Regions from separate parts of the Mus musculus genome. Here region 1 is linked to region 2. Evidence: chromatin loops called from intact Hi-C (ENCODE). Cell type or tissue: heart. All regions are shown on one strand. Links, peaks and the distances in the headings refer to the core of each region. The heading gives the core; the rest is flanking DNA. Region 1 overlaps Hivep2 (human immunodeficiency virus type I enhancer binding protein 2). Region 2 holds the start of Aig1 (androgen-induced 1).

Region 1 (11,854 bases), core at 1,850-9,849, 220 kb after region 2:
TTCATATCAGTAAATACTCTCATTGGCATAGGTACTAAAAGGATTCTTCTAGAAATCCATTGATTGGAGAGGGTAGGAATGGTTTTATTTCTCTCTTTGACTCTTGTCTGTGAGGGAGCAGAAAGACGGTCATGGCAGCAAGAGGATGGAGAAGTCCTAGGCCACACAAAGACCCATGTTGTACCATAACACATCAAGGCCTTAGGGCCTGGTAGAAGAGGAAGTCAAAGAACTTTCCTTTCTTCACCATGTGACCTTCTGCCATTTCACCTGATTTTCATGTCAATAAATGGGCACCTTTGTCTTCATCAGGAAGTCTTTGACTATGATGAAGTCCATGCCCATGCAGGTCTTGATGGCTCCTCCTGCCTGCGCTTTCTAGGCCTAGCAGAAGTGATGAGTTGTGACAGTCTTCAGGAGTGCTTGCCCCAGTGTCACCCATCATTACATGCTTGTCCTACTAGTACCAATAAAAAAAGTTATTAACCCCAGATTATTTAATTCATTTTTAATGGGCATATTCAAATCTATGCATGTCTTCCCTTATGGTTGACACATCTTTTCAAAAATACAATGAGCTTGCTTAAATGAATTCAGGAACTCTTCCCATGTTATGTCTCTCTGACTTTTAGATGAATCTTAAGTCAGAAACATCAACTGAAAAATACAGACCTAATGGCCTGGTAAAGGTGGCCACTTTAAAGGTGGTAAATGGTGCCAATTTAAAGCACCAAGTAATTCTAATGGAGCCATTACTTTTATCTCCATTTAACAGATTAGAAAAGTGAGGCACAGAGAGGTTAGGTAGTTCACCTGATGCTATGATTTGTTCATTGAGTGTGGGATATGATTCAAAGCTGATATTCTGGCCCAGATCCGCATGATCTGGCCTGGATGTCGCATGCCTCTTGTTATTACATCAGTGCTGTACACCAGGGTTTCTTTGGATTGCGGAATGAGTGTGTCTGTAAGAAGGGAGCCTTTGGATGGTCTGTGGTGTTGTCTATGTAGTCTTAGGAGGGCCTCTCCCCGTCTCTCTGAAAGATACTGTTGTCATTTGGTTCTAAGCCTGTTCCACTTTATTGCCTTTTAGTATGAGGGCAGGAAAAACAGGTTCTTACTTAAAATTGGAGTTGTTATGGAAGGTGCCAGGTTTGGACTGTCTTCGTATTTCAGGGATGTGACAAGCCTTTGCTATTGAAGCTTTCTAGTTGGCAGCGTTAGTAGGTGCACGTTGACATTTCTGTCTACATTCCTGTGTCTTAGAGGGAAAATAAGTTTGCCAGTGTTTATCTTCCTGAGTATTACTTGACATTAGTGCTGCCCGAGAAGCCAAACTTGCTTGAACCAGTCACCCAGATGGCCAGACTGGGTGGCGAACCTGCCTTAACGATGCTCGGCGGTTGACACGTGGGGCTGTGAGGTGTGCTGCTCCCTCGTCTGTGCCAGGCATGCAGAGCGTGTTCTTTGATGGGGTGAGACAGATGGTACCCTGCAATCTAAAATGATGAGGCAGGAAAGAAAAGTTGAAAAAAAAAGTAGAGAAAGGGCATTTGATTTTCTAATTCACATTTCGGAAGTGAATTCGAGCCTCTGTGATTGACTAACACATGCAGTGTTGCTCTAAGACATGAATCCATTAGCGTCTGTTTGAACAGATCTGAGTAATCGGCAGGAAGCAAGCTTTTCCTTCATGGCTACTGTCCCAAATTTCATGGGGTTGCCTCCAGATCCAGATTTGGGCCCTTGAAAGACAGCGCAGATCAATCTAGATTTTCAGAGTAACACATCCCATACCACCCATCTCAACCAACAGAGGACAAAGGGCTGACTTTCATTTTCATGCTAGAATATATATTTAGATATTTCTACACATACATGTATCAATAGGAGTGGGGGGGGGGGGTACAAGTGCCTGGCGAAGTAGCCATGATAAGGATAATTAATCAGTCTTCATACAGCTGCTTCCTGACATTTCTGCAAATCGTTGTGGAAAAATTAATGAAGGTTAAATCAGTAATGGTTTCAAGCTTGGCCAGTGGAAAGTATGACACTGTTTCCATCAGCAAGTAAGTTGGGCTGCTTTTTTTTTTTTTTTTTTTCTTTCTTTCTATAGGGGAAGTGGTTTGCTGTGCATTCTTCACAGGAACTGGAAAGGCGCAGCTGGCCTGTGTGTGCTGCAGGTATGCAGGAGCATTCTGGGAGTGCTCCACTGACTGCCTTTGATCGACGGCACTGACTTGCCTCTTGTGCCGCTTGTAGAACAGGAATATTCTTTCTACAAGTTTTATTTGAAAGATCCAGTGAGAACGCAGGCCTTCTGTTGGCCTGCCATCCAGAGAGGCCGATGCTCTGTGAATGTGAACTTTAGGAGGTAGAGTGTGGAATTTATGACAAACAGAAAGTGAAACTCACCTCGTCCAGTTTATTTTTCAAGCTGAAGGTGGTTCAGCACAAGCCCAGTTCACATCCTGCGTAACCCTATGGGATTTCCCCAGCAGTAGTTAAAAATTTTCCCATAGGGTCACACAGGATGTGAATTAAGTAAACACTTAACAGGCACGATGAAAGGAAATCAGCTTTCTAAATGGTCCTTTCACTGTTAGCATCCTGTCCTTATTAGAAACCTGGGTAAGGGCCACGCAAGTGTCTCTTTCTCAAGCCATGACATTATTAATTGAATGTATTAATCTTCTTTGTTACATAAGACATGCATTTTCTTATAGAAGAAACGGAATCTCTCATGGGCATTTTTCATGTGTGTTTGACTTGTATGTGTGGGGGCTGGTTGTATATATGAGTGTGTCCGTTTGCATTGAGGCCAGAAAGCAACCTCAAGTGTCATACATACACCTTATCTTTTTGAGGCAGGGTCTCTCGTGGACACTATGCCATGTCTCTTTAGCTGTCTTCTTCAGTGTCACCTTCAAGTGGTGGCAGTAGAGGAAAATCAAGCTCTATAGCCTGGCAAATAACCCAGGCCCAGTACATCTTTATTACCATCTATTAAATACATCTATCTATATTATTTATATCAGTATTATCTATCTATCTATCTATCTATCTATCTATCTATCTATCTATCTATCTATCTATCTATCTAATTATGAGGTACAGATGAATAGATAGATGAAAGTTATATAGATATAATTTTGATCTACCTATTATGTCCTCATCTGTGCTTTGAGATCTAATTTAAATGTCACTTCTTAATATACCTTTTTTTTTTTTTTTTGTGCAGTTCCTCCGGGTACCTAAAACATACACATTTTGCCCATGGTGTTCCTCTACTGGTTTAGATAATTCTTTACTCTTAAATTATGTTAGCTCTCACCATTCACATGGAAAAGTGTGAATTTAGTGATCTTACACTTATTGGTAAAGTTTTATTTCTCTTTTTGTAAGACACACTCAACATAAAGTCCAGCTTAGTACTAAAGATACTGTGCACTTCCTGTACACAATGCTGGGAAGGGGCCAGCGTTTGCTGGAAGTGGAAGAATTTAGGTCTGACCCTGGGGTTGTTACTACATGGTAACTGCCTGTCATCTCTGAATGAACAAAGCATTACTCTACAGGGAAAGTGAAATAAGTAAGAATGGGGTTCTGAAAGTGTGCTTTCTACCACCGAGCCGCAGCCAAGCGTTTTTGTGGGAAGGGGTGGAGGTGTATACATGTATGTGTGCATGCTTATGTGCAGCCCGAAGACAATCTTTCATTTCTCACTGCCATTTACCTGGCTTTTTCCAGTTAAGGTTTCCACCGAGGTTAGGACCTTCGGTGTAACTGATTCTCTTAGACTTACTGACTAGCAATTCCAGAGAGTCTCCTGTCTTTGCTAACACTGTGAGTTTTTTATATGAGTTCTGGGGAATAAATTTAGGTTCCCATGCTTGTATAATAAGCACTTTACACACTGAGCTATCTACCCGGGCCCAAGTGTGCTTTTTTTTTTTTTTTTTTTTGTTAAGCTCTAGCCACTACTGTCATAGTACCTTATTTAGAATTTTCCAGTTGGCTAATTACCAAGCGATCTTTAAAGGCAGGCACTGTTAGGTTTCTGAAACATATAGACCATCTGAGTCTCAGGAGAAAATTCAGGTTTTCTCCAGAGGTAAGTTCATGCTTTCGTTTTACTACGACGGAATGTCTTTTGAAGGTCACACAGATCCACTTGCTCTGGGATTGTTGATTTCCTTCAAGGGTAGAGGCAGTACTCTTCAGCTCCATTCCACAAGGACCTCCTCTTGAGCTGCTCAGGCCTGACTCATTCAGCAGACCCCAATCCTCTTCCTGTTTGCCCATCATTCGCCCTCCCCATCTCCTCACCTCTTCCCCACCCTTCCCCTTTTCTTTCTCCATATTCCTTGATGCCACTGAGAAAAAAAAGTAGGGAATTTAAATAAACATTTATCTAGAATCAGATTGCCTTAATCTCTGATGGCAGCCAATTCTTTTCTTTGCTGTTGTAGACTGATTGTTTCCAAGCAGTAAATTATGATTTAGAGTCCTGAGCACGAGAGACTTTGAACCAAGGAAGCTTCCGAGGAGGGTAAAGTGTCTACTGTTGTTGGAGGTCTTAGATCCAGTTTGTGTGGTATAAATGGCAAGTTAGTGTAAGAGAGAAAAATGCAGGGGGTAATGGATAGTATTGGACGACCTGGGTCTTTGAGAGAGAGAAGCCGTCTGCCCTAATATGCAGAGTGCTAGAAAACCATGAACACCACATGGGAAGAGGTGGTGTGTAGGAAGAGCATAGTGCGGTGGGAAGGTCTTCATAAATGAGGCTGGAAATCTGGACAGGTGCTAAGAGTGTGGAGTGAACTGGAGATTGTCAACAATTGAAAGGGGATATGATTACAGAGGCTTGTGCCTATGCAATGTAATTAAAGAAGTTAATTAAGGAAATTCAAGAAAGAAACAAAACAAAACAAAACAAAACAAAACAAAACAAAACAAAACAAAACAAAACTACATGCTGGTCATGGCCGAACTGAAGGCAAATAAGAGCAGAGTTGGAGACTTTGCTCATTAAATCATTGTCGTGAGCCCCTGGCTCTCCTGAGATGCATAACTGTTGTTGAACTCAGGCATTTCCAAGCCTCATCTCTGCCTGTCAGAGTTTTCAAGCCCTAATTTACATCTACCAGCTGCATAAGTGTTTCCTTCTCAACCCCAGCTCATAGCAGCCTCTCCTTTACTGTGCTTGGATAGTATTATTATAAATGCAACGGCACTCAACTTGATCTTCAAGGCTATAATTTACATTTTCATCTGCATGCATACTTGTCTTCCAAAAGAGATACCAGACTGATGTAGAATATGAATATATATGTATAGTCACACACACACACATACACACACACACACACACACACACACACACACACTTATATAAAGCAGGTAAAAAGACCTCAATGTATGTACTATGATATAAAGGAAGATTTTGCCTTCCCTATGTCATCGTGGGATTACTAGATGGGACAATGGGGAAGAAGTATAAAACACTGTCCTTAATCTTCATTTAAGATGAAGATAATTGAGTTAGGTATTTTGTTCAGAAGATTAGCAGTACGATAAAGGTTTGGGATTAAATAAGGAATGTTTTGGGATTCTCAATTTTCTTAAAGAAGATTATGCGTGTACCCGATAAGTTTGCCACCACTTATTAGGCACTTATTAGGGTTTACAGTTATTGTGCATTTAGAGGTCAGAGGACAGTTCTCAGGAGTCAGTTCTCTCCTGCCACCTTGTGGGATGCAGCGATCCAACTCAGATCAGCGGAACTGTCTGTGAAGGCTTTCTCCGCAGAGCCTTCCCATTGGTGCCTCCATTGTGTTATAGCAGGACACACTGAGTCTGAAAACCTATCCCTTCCTTGCACACTCTCTTCCCTGCAGGCCAGAGCGCTAACCACTGCCGCGCTGCAGCAACATGGACACGTTTCCATCCTCACTGATCAGTGTGCCACTGTCTTTGGCTTTTCTCTGTGAACTATTTTTTCCTATTAGTGTTTTCTTTGCTCTATCTGTTTGGGTTTTCAATGAGCACACATAGTGATGGGTTTATTGCTAGTACTTTGTATGTAGTTTCTTTTGGTTGATCTTCCTTTCCCGCCCAGCCCCTCTAACCTCTGTCCATTCCAGGTTACATGCGTCCTACTACCCTTTCCTCCAACTCTTCCTTAAAGCTACTTTATTCCCGCTCTTGATCACCTTTCTAGTGTCATGAACTCCCCCCCCCCACACACACACATAAACGCATACTATAAAGATTAAAAGCCAAGACCCATGAGAAAGAGTATACAGTGTCTGTCTTTCTGAGTCTAGGTTACCTGACTCAATATAATAACTTACAGTGCTAAAGCCGGCGAAAAGCCTCAGTCAGGAATGTGCCAACAATGCAAGCATGCACTCTTGTAAAACCAGCCCTGTAAAAGCTGGACAGATTGGCACTTGTCTGTAACCTCCGTACTGGGTTGTGCAGAGATGGGTGGATACCTGGAGCTCATGGGTCAGGAAGCCTAGCTGATAGAGTAAGCTTCAGGTTCAATGGGAGAACCTGTCTCCAAAATTAACATGGATAATGACTAAGGAAGACACCAGTTGTACTCTGGTTTGTACACCTGTGTACCTATAAATGCACATGCATCCACACAAACCTGTAAATGCAACTCCCCCACCCCTGCCACACACACATAAATAAATAAAATAAATAAATAAATAAATAAATGGAAAGTAATAATTTCCCTATAAATTTCTCTTCAGATAGCTGAATTAAATTCTATTGTGTATATCTATAGTACATTCTCATTATTAATTTATCAGTTGATCCAGACTGATTCTTTGTCTTTCCGTTCTGAGTAAAACAGAAATAAACATGGATGTGCGAATTTCCTGTGGTGGAGTCCTTTACCAGCATTTTCAGACGTGGCACATCTGGGTTGCCTAGTGGATCTCTTCTTACGTGTATTTTGTTGGCTTTTTTTTTTTTTTTTGGTCTTGTTTTTAAGAAATCTCTTCTGATTTCTGTAGTGGCTGTGCCTCCAGTTAATTCTCCCACCAGCAGTGACTAAGAGTTCCTTTTTTACCATAGCATCATTTTTTTTTTTTAATTAAAAAAAGGAATGTATGTATATGGGTGTTTTGCTTGCATGCATGTTTGTGTAGCATGTGCATATATGGTTCCTATGGAGACAAAAAGAGGACATTAGGTCCCCTGGATCTGGAGTTACAAACAGTTGTGAGCCACTACATTGGTGCAAGCAGTTGAATCCAGGTCCTCTGGAAGATTTCTTAACTTCCAAGTGCTCCCGACCACTGAGCTGTATCTCCAGCTCCATCATGCTTTTTGTTTGTTTGGCTTTGTGTTTTTTGTTATTGGAGGTGAGTGTGTTTTTTTTTTTTTTTTATCCTAGTATTTCTGATTGTGCTGAGAGGGATTTCAATGTTGTTTTAAATTTTAATTTGTATTTTCTTGAAGCCTAAAGATGTTTAATACTCTTTAAAATGTCAGTCATTTGTGTCTATGTCTCTCTCTTTGTGTCTGTGTGTGTCTTTGTTTATGTCTGTTTATGTGTCTGTCTGGCTGTCTCTCTCTTTCCCCTGTATCTGTGACTATGTGTGTCTCCATGTGTGTGTGTGTGTGCACGTGCGCGTGCGCGCGTGTGCATGTGTGTGTCAACATTGGTGTGTATGTCTGTTTGTATTCCTCTCTGTCTGTGTGTGTATATGTGTGTGCCTGTCTCTCTGTGTCTGTTTCTGTGTCTCTCTGGGTATTTGGTTCTTTTTATATTCTAGCTATTAACACCCTGCCTGAAGTGTACCTGGTAAAGATTTTCTACTTGCTGTAGTGTATCTGTTTATTTTGCTGTAGAGAAGCATTGTCATTCTTTTTGTAATCCCATTTGTCATTGCAGTCCTTTCAGAAAATGCTCACCTATTCCTGGAATTGTTCTTAGTTTTCCTCCAGGAGTTTCAGCACTTAAGGTTTTAAAATAAATTCTCAGCCTTGTTTAGAATTGGAATATGAGTGTGTCTGATTTTTTGTGTGTGCAAATAGATACTCAACTTGGCTGGTACCATGGGTAGAATAGGCTGCTTTTTCCCAGTGTATTATATATTTGACATCTTTGTCAAACCATGCGAGAGGAAAAAGCAGTTTTTGAGGAAAGAGAGTGGAGAGAGTGATCAGTGCTGTGGCACGAGAGTGGAAAGGAGGTTAACCCCGGGTAGAGGTGCACAGCCTGAAACAGGAGGGTGAGTAGGGGAAGGATTAAACCAAAGCAAAGTGCACACGGCATTTTTGTCAGCTACTAGTTAGCCATAGCTGTGGGCTTATTTCTAGATAGAACTGTTCCATCAGTCTACGTGTGTCTCTTTTTGTGTCAGTACTATGGTGGCTTTGTCACTATGGCTCTGTAGTATAATTTAGAGTCTAGTATAGTGATAATACCAGCTGTGTTCTTTGTCACTATGGCTGTGTAGTATAATTTGGAGTTTAATATAGTAATAATACCAGCAGCTTTGCTATGACTTGAATGTGTCCTTTCAGAAGCAATGTGTTAGAAACCTAGTCCTCAGTTCCACATTATTTGGAGGCAGGACCTAATGGCAGTATATGAGACCATAAGAGATTTGCTGTGTTGAGTGGATACTGCTGTTATTATAGACGTGGAGTCATTATTAAAGGAGTGAGATCCTTATCGAAGGATGAGTGTGCTTCTTTCTCTCTGTCTCTCTGTCTTTGTCTCCCTCTCTCTGTTTCTGTCTCTCTGTGTGTCTCTGTCTCTCTCTTTCTTACACACACACACACACACACACACACACACACACACACACACACACACACTTGAACCAATGTTGCAGCAAGAAAGCCTTCACCAGATTCCAATGTCTTGATCTTAAACTTTGCAGCTGCTAGAACTGAGAGCTACTGTTTTTGTTACCAGAAATGACTTCTTTGCCCATCTCACTCTTCCTCCTCACAAAGTTATCAGTTCTTAAGTGATGCCCGTGTTTATTTGTCCCCAGAATGCACTTGTTCCTTTGTCTTCTCTGCTATAAGCATTCTGGCCATTGCTGTTTTCCGGTGTCTCTTGTAGGTGAGCCTTCCACATGTGCTTCAGGGAAGGTGGCTGGTCAACTCTTCTATACAGTGTGTCTTGTACTTCCCTGAGCCCTCTCCCCATCACCCATTCATGTCTGCTCTTACTGGTTTGTCCTCACCTGACTGTACATGTATAAAAATAGTTTTCATTTACCTGACCCTAGATTATCGTGTTTGATGACTGTTTCTTTCTGTTGTTGTTTGCAGAAATCTGCTGAGTAAGTTAACAACTTAAAAGAGGTGAACCTATGGTTTAGGTCAAGAAGAACTGAATCAATGATGGTACATTCAGATAGAAATGCCATCTGGCTTATAAATCATCAAATTTAAATTGTTTAACAGTATACTATGTCTTATCTAATACAGGAACACATTTAAGGGAAATTAAATATGTTGGACATATATGTACATATATATTCATATTCATGTATAGTCATAAAATCTTGAATGTGAATATTTTCTGGAATCCTGAATATTCAAAAACAGAAAATGAGAGTTATAAATGATGGTATTTAAAAAGTAGATTTTAAAAATTTAAGAATACGAGTCTTTGATGGAAGCCAGTGAGGTGGGTCAGTTTGTAAAGTCACTGAATGTCATGCTTAAAGGCCTGAGTTCAATCCCCAGGACACAAATGCAAAAGTACAGAACCAAGTCCTACAAATCATTCTCTGGCTCCCACACCTGTGCACATACATGCACACGCATGTACAGCACATACATGCACACGCATGTACACACCCATGCACTCAATAACTAACTAAATACAAGTATTCAAAAAAGAATATTAAAAAAAACTTAGTCTCTTAAAACAGAAAAGTAACTTATGTTGTATCGGTTCTGATTTAAGGATCTATAGCAAAAGTCTTATGAACAACGCATATATCCAGCAATAGAAATATAAGGTAAGACACCAATAAGTTTACACAACATTGTTAACAGAAGATAAGTAGCTCACTTTAGGGTATTGAATTGATCCCTAACTACATAGTACATTTTAGCCTCAGAACCATTGGTCTGATTTAACGTCTATACTGTATTAGTCTGTTTTCCTTTGCTATAACAAATTAACTGAGGAAAGAAGGTGGGTTTTGTTTGTTTGTTTGTTCATTTTTGTTTTACCCCATGTTCTGTGGCTGGAAGGCCAAACATCAGGATGCAGATTCTGATGTTTTGGTGTCCTACCTGATGATATCCGTATGGATGACATCACAGTGGGCGTGTTTGTGGGAGGTAACAGCTTACTCTGAGCTAGTTGGAGACCTTAGTTAATCACTTACAATGATAGCCTCCAGTGACATTTTACTGGACTGTGCTCTCTCTCATAGGGCTGCACTAGGACCAATTCCAACACGGAACTTTTAGGGGACACACTCAAACCACAGCTAATCCACAGCAGATATATGCTCAAATTGTAGGTTGTGAGTAAGCCATGTATTTGAACAGTTCTCTCGAGTTGGTTCATGTCGTATCATTAACCTTTATTCTGTGATTTTAATCTTCCATTGATATACAATTTTCTGTTGTTCATTTTTCTTGTCTTGACTTTTGAGAATTTCCTGTTAGTATGGTTTAGTTCTCGGTCACACCCTCCCATCACTACATAGCATAACTAATATTTACTCTTTGACTGTATGAAATCGAATTGAAGCAAGTACAATATCCTTTGCTGCTAATTCTGTCTTTGTCATGCCTGGGGATGATTCTGATAGGGTGATTTCCCCCTTCAACATGAATCTTTTTTTTTTTTACATTTCTCTTCATAATTGATATTTTGGGGTCAGAGTTTTTCCTTGTTAAATTCTCAACTTTTGCATTCCTAAAGTCCTTTTCAGCTTTCTGTGGGGGTAGAGTTCAGATGTGTGTAAGAGCTTGTTTCTTCCACAGGCAGCGTTTCTCCCTGGGATCCCCCCCCCCCCACCCACCCACACACACACTGTCAGGGCAAGACCCCTCACAGTGCTCACCCAATACATGCCTCACATAATATGAGCTTTACTGGTCTGGCCTGTGGAAGCAGAAAAATGGTTTAGCCCTCTGAACAATGGGCATTGTTCATTCTTAGTATTTTCAGGTTGTTCTTCCCTTAGCAGCAGTTTCCTTGTATGCAAACTTAGATCAGGAGACAGTTGAGTCCCTTGTCTGGTGGCCTCCTTGTAGAAGGTTTGTCTCCCTGAGACCCTTTCTTATTTTCGTGGCCTCCTATCTTAGAAGCCCTTCATGCATGGAGATTACAGGTCTCCACGTGTGTTCCCATCCTGTGACATAGATCCCTTGTCACCAGAGGACTGACTGTCCTGAGAGCTATGTTTCCTATCTTTCTTGTTGTTCCTACTCAGGTCAGTAAATCAGGCTCCTCCTTCTCCATGCTGTTGTGACACTGAATCAGAGCCTATGTTAGCAGTATTTACCTATTTATATATTACCTGTTAAGTCTGAAGAATTTAAGATGCTGTCAGAAATTGCTAAATATAGAGTTTAATTTAACACGCACACCTAGCTCTGGGAGAGAGATCTGTGAAATCCGTGTGGAGAGAATTCTTAGGAAACATTTTCATCCCGTTGATGCAACACTTGGTCCTGAAAACTGCGTGTTTGGGAGCTCTTAACCTAAAGGTCAGATTAGTTCAATTCACTGCTGAACTTGGGGTGCTTGAAAACAATAGCTCTCTCTTTCTATTCTCAAGATGACAGTCTTCAACATGGCTGTATCCTATGGCCAGGGAGGCTTATGACATGCAAGAAA
Region 2 (11,854 bases), core at 1,621-9,620:
TTGACTATTCCATCTCTAGGAACAGTAAGACAATGTAATTGTTTTGTGTGTCTTGGCTGCCCTGAAGATTATCTCAATATGTTCTTCAGAGGGAATAAGTAGCCTACCACTTGATGTATGGTACCTATCTTTTCGCTTCTGTTTTCAAACTGTAACGTTTTACATGTTTTAACTATGTCATTGTTTAAGGCACCTTAAGCACAGTTTGGAAGTATGCAGAATTACTATCTCAGAATTACTATCTGCAGGCATTCCACATTAAATTACAGTCCGCAGCATCATTTATCAAATTAGAATATAGACACACATCATCTGATGATCTTCTTAAGATGCTAATTCTGGCTGCAAAGGTGTTGAGGCTTGGATGTCCCATTGGCTCACATGTTTGCACACTGGGTCCCCACCAGTTGGTCATGTTTTGGAAGGATGTTAAAGGAAACTTTAAGAGATGGGGCCTCCTTAGAGGAAATGTGTGCATAGTGGTAAGCCTTGAAGTTTTGCTCTCTGCTTCATGTGCCTACTGACATTTCTCCCCCTTCATGATGTTCTGTATCCCCACAAACTGGGAGTCAAATTAAACTGTTAGTCCTTCCAAGTCCTTTGTTGGAGGTATTTTGTCACAGCAAGGGAAAAAATTACTGGGCTACCAAGAGAAAATCTGTATAGTTAAGTTCTAGTGCAGCACTAAGCATGCCGGTCCTCACTCACACTTTGAGCAAGGGGGTGAAAGACAGCAGTCTCCCAACACCTGTATGAAAGGTCCAGATAAAACTAATGAGCAAGGCACGGCCCTAAGAAATCATAACTCTTGGGGGCTGGAGAGATGGCTCAGTGGTTAAGAGCACTGACTGCTCTTCAGAAGGTCCTGAGTTCAAATCCCAGCAACCACATGGTGGCTCACAACCATCTGATCTGATGCCCTCTTCTGGTGTGTCTAAAGACAGCTACAGTGTACTTATAATAGTACATAATTTTTTTTAAAGTACTCAAGGAGCTGAAGGGGTCTGCAACCCTATAGGAGGAACAACAATATGAACTAACCAGTACCCCCTGAGCTTGTGTCTCTAGCTGCATATGTAGCAGAAGATGGCCTAATCGGCCATCATTGGGAGGAGAGACCCTTGGTCTTGCAAAGATTATATGCCCCAATACAGGGGAATGCCAGGGTCAGGAAGTGGGAGTAGATGGGTTGGGGTGCAGGGCAGGGGGAGGGTATAAGGGACTTTCAGGATGACATTTGAACTGTAAATGAAAAAAATTCCTAATAAAAATAAGAAAAAAAAGAAATAACTCTAAAAATGATAAGTAACAAAACCATAATGGCTGAGAATATCAGACCTTATTTATTTATTATTTGTTTATTGTTACAAACTTGAACCCAACGTCATTGCTAATCTTGATGGCAAATATCCAGTTCGTGTTTTTCAGGAAGTCGATTCTGCCTCCTGTGTTAGACATTTTATTGCACATGTAAATAATGTTTGGGTCAAAACACTTTAAAAGGGGCTTTGATGTTTTGGGAGGAGAATAGACAAGGAAAAAAAAACACTCGTTAACTACTTGCAAAGATATTGTTTCTGCTTATTCAGACATTCACTAAGAACCTACCTACTGCTCTAAGAATTACCATGCAGGCTTATACAACACAGTTGCCTGTGGTTTAATCTATCCTGGATTTCTTCTAAGTCTTTGTTTTAATTATCTTTGGGAATAATCACTATGTAAGTTGAAGAAGAATCGTACAGCTAGTGAATATAGGAATGAGCCCAGATCATCTGGAGAAAATCCATCAGTAATGACATTGACTAAGAGAATATCCCAAATGTTTGTTTAATTTCTTTTCCAGCCCATTTACAATTCAGAGTAGTCCTTTTGGCTTAGTGTGTTGTCTTAGTCAGGGTATCTATTCCTGCACAAACATCATGACCAAGAAGCAAGTTGGGGAGGAAAAGGTTTATTCAGCTTATACTTCCACATTGCTTCATCACCAAAGAAGTCAAGACTGGAGCTCAGGCAGGTCAGGAAGCAGGAGCTGATGCAGAGGCCATGGAGGTATGTTCCTTACTGGCTTGCTTCCCCTGACTTGCTCAGCTTGCTTTCTTATAGAACCCAAGATTACCAGCCCAGGGATGGCACCACTCACAAAGCACTGCCCCGCCCCCCTCCAGATCACTAATTGAGAAAATGTCTTACAGTTGGATCTCGTGGAGGCATTTCCCCAACTGAAGCTCCTTTCTCTGTGATAACTCCAGCTGTGTCAAGTTGACACAAAACTAGCCAGTATATGTTTTGTATAGCAGTAGTTTCAGAGATAGTTCAGAGCAAAGAAAAGACTTTGTCTTCTCCATGTGGCTTAATCTTTATAGAATTTTCCACTGTCCACTGTTCCACATATGCATACCCCACATGAAGAAGCAGGTAAAATCCTATGTTTATAAAAAATCCAAAAAAAAAAAAGCAATTTTCTGATATGCCTAAGTGGCTGAATCAATGAACGGGCCTCTTGGGATGTTTTCTCTAAACCAGAGACTCTGCAGCCAGCAATGTTCTTCCCCATTTGGTAACTTGCTACAACAGGTTAGTGGCCTAAACTATATAAGCGTATTATTTTACAGCTCTGGAGGTCAGAAGTCCAAAACAGGTTTCACTGAGATAAAACTTAGAATTCAGCAGATCTGTAAACCCTGCATAAATGCTATTGGAAAACCAAGTCCTTGCCCCTTCCTGGCTTGAAAATCCCCTCCCCCATCCTCACAGCCAGCAATGGCAGTGTCACTTTGTCACTTACTCCCATGGTCACATCCTCCTCGTTTTGGGTCTTCTCCCGATTTGTTATTCTGCCTTTAAGAGGGCTCATGTGTGTGCTGAACCAATATGTATTCTGCATGTTCCTGAACAACTAAACTGTCTTACTTCCTCTCTTGCCCACTAACCTAACACAGTCAAGAGATTCTGCGCTTTAAGATGTGGAAATATTTGGGTCCCACGGTTCTCCCTACCACATCAAGGTGGTCTTTTTCCACTTGCTAACTTGAAGTCTCCCATGGCACTCTGGTTCCCTGGCAGTCTCTCCACACTAAGGAAAGCAATTCTCGGGAAGAACAATCTAAGATTACCAGTAGCAGTGAGCCACGTTTCAGCTTTTGACCACCAGCTCTGATTCTGCTGGGATGGCTCTCCTACTCAAAGAAAGATTTGACCACCACATAACCACCTGTGCCTGGCTTCACGCACCCAAGTTTCCTGAGTCCTGTTCAAGTCAGCTGATGCCACAGAACTAGATCCTAACCATGGCCGTCGTGATTAGTGGCCTCACTTGCGATGCAAGTTGGCCAGAAATGGGGCCTTCTTGTAAAAATTGTGACAAGCAAAGGCCCTCTTTGAAAACTGCTTAGAATCATCAAAATTGCCCAGTAGGAGTAGGTAAAGTTTACTCACTGCCATTTAAAAACACAGAGGAATGTAAAGTTATACAGGTAGCTTCCATTAGGGCTCTCTTTTCAGGTCCTCACAGGGGTCTGACAGATCGGCTGTTTGTACAGCTGTACAGTGCTCCAAGGACTCTAAGCCTTTAATAGAAGAATAAGGCTCTGCATGATTTGTGGAATATACTTCAGAGGTAGTTTCTCTCAGGAACTACTAGTTAAGTGTAATTATTCCATTTCAACCAGGAGCCACAGACTGTGACAAGTTTGAATGACTGGATTAAGACTCTAGATAAACAGAGGGCTAAAACGTAAGAGTGAAATGAAGTTTCAAACCTGAGTTTAATACTGGGCTACCCGGAGAAAATCTGTATAGTTAAGTGCTATTATAAATGGGTCCAACAATTGCATACGAAAATAGAAAGGGCATGGCAGCCTGCCAAACTGACTACTACCGTTTCAAGTCACATGAGGACTAGTGGGGGGAGATTGTTTCTTGTGATCCTCATTTTCTAATCCATAATAGCCAATGCCAATGTAAAGCATTGAGTTAACCTACACCCCCAGTTCCTGATGACCTCTCACCCAGTGACCTGCTTTCTCCTCCCCCACAAGAACCATGAAAGGCAAAGGCCCAGAGGAATGGTGTTCATAAAAGCTATGGCTCCATCTTCGGTCACACTCAAATGACCAGCTCAGGGGAAGAGCTGATTCAGGAATGAGAGAAGACCTTGATACAAAAGGAGTTCTGCTCGCATTGCATCCCAAAGGGTTCTGAAAGCCTAGGCACTTTTTGTTTGTTTGTTTGGTTGGTTGGATTTTGGTTTTGTTTTGTTTGGTTTTGGTTTTGGTTTTGGTTTTGGTATTGGTTTTTCAAGACAGGGTTTCTCTGTGTAGCTCTGGCTGTCCTGGAACTCACTCTGTAGACCAGACTGGCCTCGAACTCAGAAATCCACCTGCCTCTGCCTCCCAAGTGCTGGGATTAAAGGCGTGTGCCACCACCGCCCAGCTCACATTTTTTTTAATAGTATGTGGGCATCACTAATTTAAGTTCACTCTTAAGAAGATTCCTGGTGACTTGTCAGCATCCTAAATGCTTTCTATGCATAACTATCAGAGCCTTGGGGCTACTGAAGATTGAGTATACTCTGTATATGCGAACATCTGCTTGCTGTACCACACATCTGGCAAAGCCAGTCTCCACTGACTAGCCAATCAGCCCATCCAGGCAGGTACTCCCAGAGTTAGCCATCTATATGAAAGCTACAAGAAGCTGAGAGCAAAGTCCTATCATGTGTTCTTCAGGTGGGCAGACAGTAGGAGGAAAAAGACGCTGGTAGGGAATGCATATATTCAGACGGAAGTTAATTCCAATAAGAAGTTGAAAAGCCCAACTCAGGCAGGCAACACCAGGCAGCCCTTTGCCTAGAGGCAGGTGGGAAAAGTTGCGTATATCTTATATATTGAAAATAGAAGGTTTTTTGAAAACATCTACCTGTATCTCTTTAGGCATCTTACACCGACGGAACGATATTCAAATAGGTTCAAATTTGTCAAAGTGGAGGGTCAAGAAAATTTGTGCCAACCTTGTGATTGCACCAAGCTTATGCATAACCTCAGAGTCTTTGCGTTCCAGGAGTTGATTGTATGTTTTTCTCCGTGATCTTTTAATTGCTTGTGTTTCCATACACGACCCTTGTTTGATAACCTTTGAATGTATTTATGACTTAGTCTTGGTGACTTTTCAAAGCTCTACACCTACCCCAAGTCATTACAAGGCATTGTGCCCTCTGATTATCTACAGGAGTGCTTTCGGTACCCAAGGTATAAAAACTTAAAAATAATTATCGTTGTCTGCTCCTCTTTAAAATTATCACGTGTCAACAGAACAGATGATTACACAAACTGCAGGCTTTCAATGTGAACGACTAGAAGTTCAGTAGTTGCCAGGTGGAGCCTCACCGTGAACTGCTCTCTCAGTGTTTCTAGAAAGAGTTTTAAACAAATTGTTGACAGTGGGCAGAAAAACATGTGCAAGGGTTTTTTCCTATGGGGCGATTTCCCTCCTCCGGAAGGAGGTGTGTTTGTGTGTTTCTAAGCCATGCTCCATGGAACCAGACAATACTCATGTCTCCTTTGGGTGCTGCAAGTTTACCTTTGCATGTGGTTCTGGAAAACACTTCGGTGGAGAATTAATCTGAGGGCACTCATGATCGGGGCCAACAGATGCTTTTGGTGGCACAATCCTATTCCCTGGTCACTTCTTAGAAGCAGGCCTGTGCCCGTTTGGCTGTACTCCCATGTTTTCCTCCTCTACCTACCAGGTAAAGGTGAGAAGGGCATCCAGGCCTTCAGTGGAGCCCAGCGTGGCTGTTGGTGGCCAGCACGCGTTGGTGCTCCCGTGACACACACACAGGCACAAACACGCACACACGCACAAACACGCACAAACACGCACGCACGCACACGGGGGTGCAGCCCACGGCCTTACCAGATCAATGAAGGTCAGGAACTTCCAGCTGCCTCCGTAGGTCTGATGCGAGGGCATTTCGATGGCCTTGTAGTTGCACAGGATGGAGCAATAGGATAGCAGGATTGCTACCCGCAGCACCTGGCAGGGGACAAGCGCCATGTTCGCGCGGCCTGGCCCCGCCGGGCTGCTCGTGGGGAGGGCAGGCGAGCTGCTCCGCGGTGCCGGGCGCCGTGGGAACCGGGGCGCGGCGCGGCGAGGGGCGGAGCGCAGGAGGCGGGGCGCGTCCCCGGGGACAGTGGCGGCGCCGAGCGCACCGGAGACCTGCGCGGGCGGGGCGGCAGTGCAGCCTACGCGAGCTGGCGGCCTGGTGTCATCTCTGGCGTCATCTGCGTCATTCTGCAGCGGCGTTCGTCGTACCGGCCGGGCGCCCCCTAGGCGGTCCGCGAGGTCCACCCCCCCCCCCCCCCCCCGGCCTCCAAGGTGGGAGCGCCTTTCGGGCAACCACGGTTCCAGACGGGAAGGACCTGACCGAACCGGTCCGGACCCGGCATCCCCGGGCAGCTGGTGCTGGCTGCCATGGCACCAGATGGGGTCAGAACGTGTAAAGCCACACACAGTCCCCCTCCAGTGACACCCATTACTTAGGATTCAGTTGAGGGTTTAATGTTAATGAGCATTTATGACTGTGAAGCCCCTTATAAATTTCACAAGGCTTTAATAATTTATCAGTATGCACGAGCTTTGAACAAATTCTTTTTTAAACTTTTTATTACGTCTTGTGGGTATATGCATGTACCACAGGACAAACGTGGAGGCCAGAGGACAGCTCAGGTGTGAGTCCCCTCCATCGAACTCAGGTCATGAGGCTTGATGGCAAGCTACTTTAGCAATTACTGACCAGGGCAAGTTTTATAAATAGAAATCTGTGCTGATTGCCATGACTGCTACGAGACAGCATTCCATTTGAAAGTCAAACCACCCGGAGGATGTAAACCTCACCCACGCATGTGTGATTTAATACAAATCTTTCGGAGTTAAAATTCCTTTTGCACTTCGACATTTCCCAACCCACCTCCCTTATACTACCGCACCAGAGCTGAATGGGAGGAAAGTAAATATAAACTGGATTCCCTCAGCCTTCCAGTAAATGTTGTCACAGGGAAGTTGCAACAGTCTGTGGGCAGAGTAGGGTTTTTGTTTTCTTTTAAATCATGATCATGTTTCAACCAACCAGATAAAGGGTCCGGTTATGAGAAGACCACATGAGTATTTCCTGTGGATCCATTCAAAACAGGTGTCCCATTCAAATAGTCTCTGAGTCAGAGGGTGTGGTGGGAAGGTCTAGGGGAAAGCATAGTCTCAGAGGTAAAGAGAAGCAAACAAATCCGACTCGTAGTTTTTTCCACTCCACTAGGGAAGAGAGCCACTAGGTCTTTTTAATTGACATAATTATGCTGAAAGAAACTGAAATCACAAGATGATATTACTAGCATAAAGCATTCTTCACTCAGAATTTATGAGTTCATACTCATGTTTAAACAGGATCTATTTGCGTGTGTGTGTGTGTGTGTGTGTGTGTGTGTGTGTGTGTGTGTGTCCTTAATGAATGTTCATATAATTACAAGAAAAAATGAATTTACTGAAGCCCTCTCACTTGGGCCTAATGAAGTTTTATAAAGTGATGTGATATTACAAAGTTTGATACAACCCTCCTACTTTACATTTGAGAAAGTAGTTCACAAGATTTCTACCCATTCCCATAATTATAAAGTATTGTTTTATGAAGCTATTTAAGAGTTTACTATGGAGAATTTTTGAATAATTACTATGACATCAAGAGTTCTGTTGCTCTCCCTGCCAATCCCCAGAGGGGTGTTTTGAGACGATTTTAACAGACTTGCTTTCATTATCTTGATTGATTATCTTCTTGTGAGATGATTTTGTGTTTTTAATAATGGAACATTTTATATAAACCTGGGCTGAAATTGTGCTTCATTAAAAATGTCAATCCCAGATTCTTGAGATTCTTGATCATATTTTCATAGCGTGTTCAATGGGTTTCATTTTGCTTTATAAAATATTTTTTAAATTCTCATTTCCTGTTTTGCTTGCATTTATGTCTTTGAGGGTATTGCGCCCCCTGGCACTGGAGTTACGGACAGTTGTGAGCTGCCATGTGGGTTCTGGGAATTGAACTTGGATCCTCTGCAAGAGCAGTCAGTACTCTTAATCACTAAGCCAGCCCTCTCATTTGCTTTTTAGTCCATGTCTTAGCATCTTAGTCATGACTGACAGGTATTCTCTGTGGGGTGATAGTAACCTGAATATTAATTGTATTTTCAATGTATCAAGGACAATATGGCATGGACTTTAAACTTCACTCAAAATGCTGTTCCTTCTATGAAACAGATTATGTATTTGTACCTACATGATTCCACACTGGATTTCAAGAGTTCCAGGGTCAATGTGCGGAAGAAATGTCTGCTGTGTCTCATTCTTCCTTTTTACACACCGCTGTACAGCTAGAGAGGTGAAAGGAGGAAAGCACCTGCCCTCTTGGGCTTTATAACTGAGTAAGCGCGCCGAACATGCCGAACATGCCGAACACGCTGAAAACATGCTGAATGTGCAGCAAAGACTGCAGAACTGTGCTTTAGCTTCCAGTCACGTGAGCGCTTTCGATTTGAGGCTGAAGATTTTCTGAGGTAAGTACGTCTAAAACCTGGTACTAGCTCTTTATTCATGTGTGTGTGTGTGTGTGTGTGTGTGTGTAAGACATTGGCTGACACATCACCACATTCCTGAAATCCAGGAAGAAGATCCAGAAACAGGCCTGTCTCAATTAGGGTTTTACTGCTGTGAACAGACACTATGACCAAGGCAAGTCTTATAAGGAAAACATTTAGTTGGGGCTGACTTACAGGGTTCAGAGGTTCAGTCTATTATCATCACGGCAGGAAATGGCAGCATCCAGGCAGGCATGGTGCAGGAGGAGCTGGAAGTTCTACATCTTCATCTAAAGGATGCTAGCAGAGTACTCCCAGGCATCTAGGACCGGGTATTAAAGCCCACTCCCACATGGCCACACCTACTCCAACAAAGCCATATCTCCCAACAGTGCCATTCCCTTGGCCAAGCGTATACAAACCTTCACAAGGCCCTTACAATAACCAATGAGTCTGCATTGACATTAAATAAGCATTTTCTAGCAGAGTTGGGGTATATATATATATACATATATATACATATATATATATATATATATATATATATATATATATATATATATACAAGTTATCTACCCACTTCACATTTATCCATACCACAAAGGTAAAAGTCAGGAGGTTTGCACACAGCAGAATTCCTCTCAATGTTAACAGTGATCAAATGTCTTAAAAATTGGAAACTGACGTCCTCATAAAACAGAAGCTCAGACAAAGATTATGATGTGCATTAGCAAGTTGCGAGATAATAATAACAAACCTATTAAAAGATAATAATAACAAACCTATTAAAGAGATAATAATAACAAACCTATTAAAAGAGGTTCAAAGCAACAGAATATCATATTATTTGCCCAAAGAAAACTGCCAATGGGAAAATTTGAAACCTTTGAGTTACATCTTTTTCCTTCATTATAAAAATAACATACTTACAATATTAAAATTATAAAAACATAAACTATAACATTATCCCCACCCAGAAAAAAAGAGAAGGAATGGTCTTGTTTCTCCCTGTCAGCCTTTACAAAGCCAAAAGGCAACTGGATGTAACATATAACCTATGCAAAAATTTGCATCCTAAACATTAACTTTATTTATTTATTGCGGAGTCTGTCTTAGCCATGTAAAGGACAGAATGACGTGGTTCCCAACCCTGGAACACAGGCAGCAGGGTGTGGGCCTTCAAGAGGTGGTTGCTGGGGTGTAAGCCTTGTTTGTACAATAATGTATGTATTTTCATATTCCTCCTCTGATGAATGTTCTCTCAGCTGAGGCTAATGACTCCATGATAATGAGAGACAGCACAAGTCCAGGAATCAAGGGTGTGGCTAATGTCTCTGTAAAAGGGTAACTGCTGAGATCTTTAGGACCGCCCTCAAGGCTGTGGGAAAGAACTCTAAAAACATGAGTTCGCAAGTATATAATTTTTCAAACTATGCAAAACATAAGGACGCAATATGAATTATATAAGGAGCTTCACAGATCTAAAGGAACAGAGAGAGCTGCACTATGAGCCAGGTTGTCAGAAAGATAAAAGACAGGAAAGTACAAAGGCAGGCAGATTTCTGAAAATTCAAGGACAGCCTGGGCAGAGCAGATTTAGGTCCAGGCAACATTGGAATGGTCATTTCAGGGCATGTCCCCCGCTAAATTATCTTCTGTGCTTAACAAAGGCAAGCAGACCTTTGAATCCTTTTGCAATGTTAAAAAAAAATGTGTGTTTGCTGTCTCTTCCTAAGAATCAAGGGGCTGGAGTCATGGGATGCTGATCTGTGGGATAATCAAATGGAATAATGACTACATTGATATGTAAATAAAAAAGTGGGCTTTTGATCTGCAAGAAATAAGCCATCCATAGAGTTTTTAGAATAGCAAGAGAAAGCTGTCTTGAGCAGAACATAGAGCACAATCTGGAAAGCTTTCTTGAGCAGGACATAGGCCGTCGTCGTCTTGTGACCCATGATTTGACTTTGAGTCGTTTTTTCACCGCTCCCAGACACCCCTTCTCTGAGAACCCCTCTCCAAGCCCAGACTGGTCCTTGGAAATTTATTTATTTATTTTTAATTATCTTTAGGTTTTTCACGTCACTGTTTCTCTGTATAGTCCTAGTTCTTCTAGAACTTGCTCTGTACACCAGGCTGGCCTCAGCCTCACCAAAATCCACTTGCATCTGCCTCCCAAGAGCTGGGATTAAAGTCATGAGCCACCACCTTCCTATTAATTTTAATTGAAATTTTCTCTAATTTGAAATATCTAAGAACTCATAAAAACAACATTAAAATTAATCACATCCCTTACACAACACCACATCATGTGGATATTTCATGTCTAGGTCAGATTTTACCACAGTTTGAGATCTGTAGTAGCTCCCAATTTTAACTACTATGAAAATGCTCTGTACAAGGTCTGCACTTTTAAATGAGAAAGCCACTCTTTAAGGTTATTTGGAGCTTAACACCAACTAAGAGGCCATGCTTTTATAAAGCATGTACACTTGTTTAATTTCATTTTGTAAGCATGTGTGTATATGTGCATGAGTACCCATGGAGGTCAGAGAGGGCGCAAGATCCTCTGGAGTTGGAGATACAAGAACTTGTGAGCTGTCCAGCATGGATAATGGGGACTGAACTCAGGTCTTCTCTAAGAGCAGCATGAGCTCTTAAGAACCAAGCCATCTCTTCAGGCCCCATGTGTACTTGCTCATGCATGTTCACTTGAATTGAGATGCCAAAAAGACTCTGTTTGCCCTGGTGGTCAACTGGAAAAGATGAAGAAAAAGAAGTAGACCAAAACAAACTGGCACTCTTTTTCTACAATTGAAGCTAAATAAAATGTTTATAAAAGACACTAATACAAAATGAAGGGCCAGTGTATTTAATTAGTCTGATTTATTTCCACTAAGCAGTAAGAAGTTTTTTTGCCCAGCTATGGGCCAAATGAGCAATTTGATGTACTGTGAAGATCATGCCAGTGGGCTGTTAGGTGCTCAGCAGTTAGGAACTCCACACAAGCCTTTCAAATACGCTCAGTTTATTCACACAAACATCCCTTACGATACTGTGCTAGGGTAAAGATTATGGTAGTCTCGTTTGTAAACATGCATCTCATCAAGCAGATACCATGGGCAGGAAGTGCTGCAGGCTTCGATGGGGAACCCTCTCTCATGAGAGCACTTCAGGAGCAAGCTCAGTTCTTCAGCTGTGGCAAGCAGAGAGGATGACACTTTGGGGAG

Evidence for each region. A loop is a pair of places that touch in the nucleus more often than their neighbours do. Peaks named below come from ENCODE experiments on the same cell type or tissue, not always from the same donor. Only the 100,000 strongest peaks of a DNase experiment are listed, where the experiment ranks them.
Region 1: it touches region 2 in a loop (2.9-fold over the local background); 3 of 42 quality-filtered maps call a loop at or near these places.

Annotation. Positions count from the first base shown.
Region 1 is chr10:14,083,900-14,095,753 of GRCm38, forward strand. All of the region lies in intron 2 of Hivep2 (human immunodeficiency virus type I enhancer binding protein 2), which reads left to right. Among named protein-coding and RNA genes, the nearest start is that of Gm51759, 37 kb to the right of the region's middle. In heart, for the core only: a CTCF peak has its summit at 5,742 (motif pointing left); a DNase peak (open chromatin) is centred at 2,452.
Region 2 is chr10:13,862,702-13,874,555 of GRCm38, forward strand. It overlaps Aig1 (androgen-induced 1), which reads right to left and starts at 6,256. Exons shown (of 6, transcript NM_001347362.1): 1 at 5,917-6,256. The coding sequence starts at 6,057. Gm32172 (predicted gene, 32172) reads left to right here and starts at 8,579. Exons shown (of 3, transcript NR_152745.1): 1 at 8,579-8,603. In heart, for the core only: CTCF peaks have their summits at 6,306 and 6,519; DNase peaks (open chromatin) are centred at 3,940 and 6,220; H3K4me3 peaks cover 1,683 bases; H3K27ac peaks cover 1,380 bases.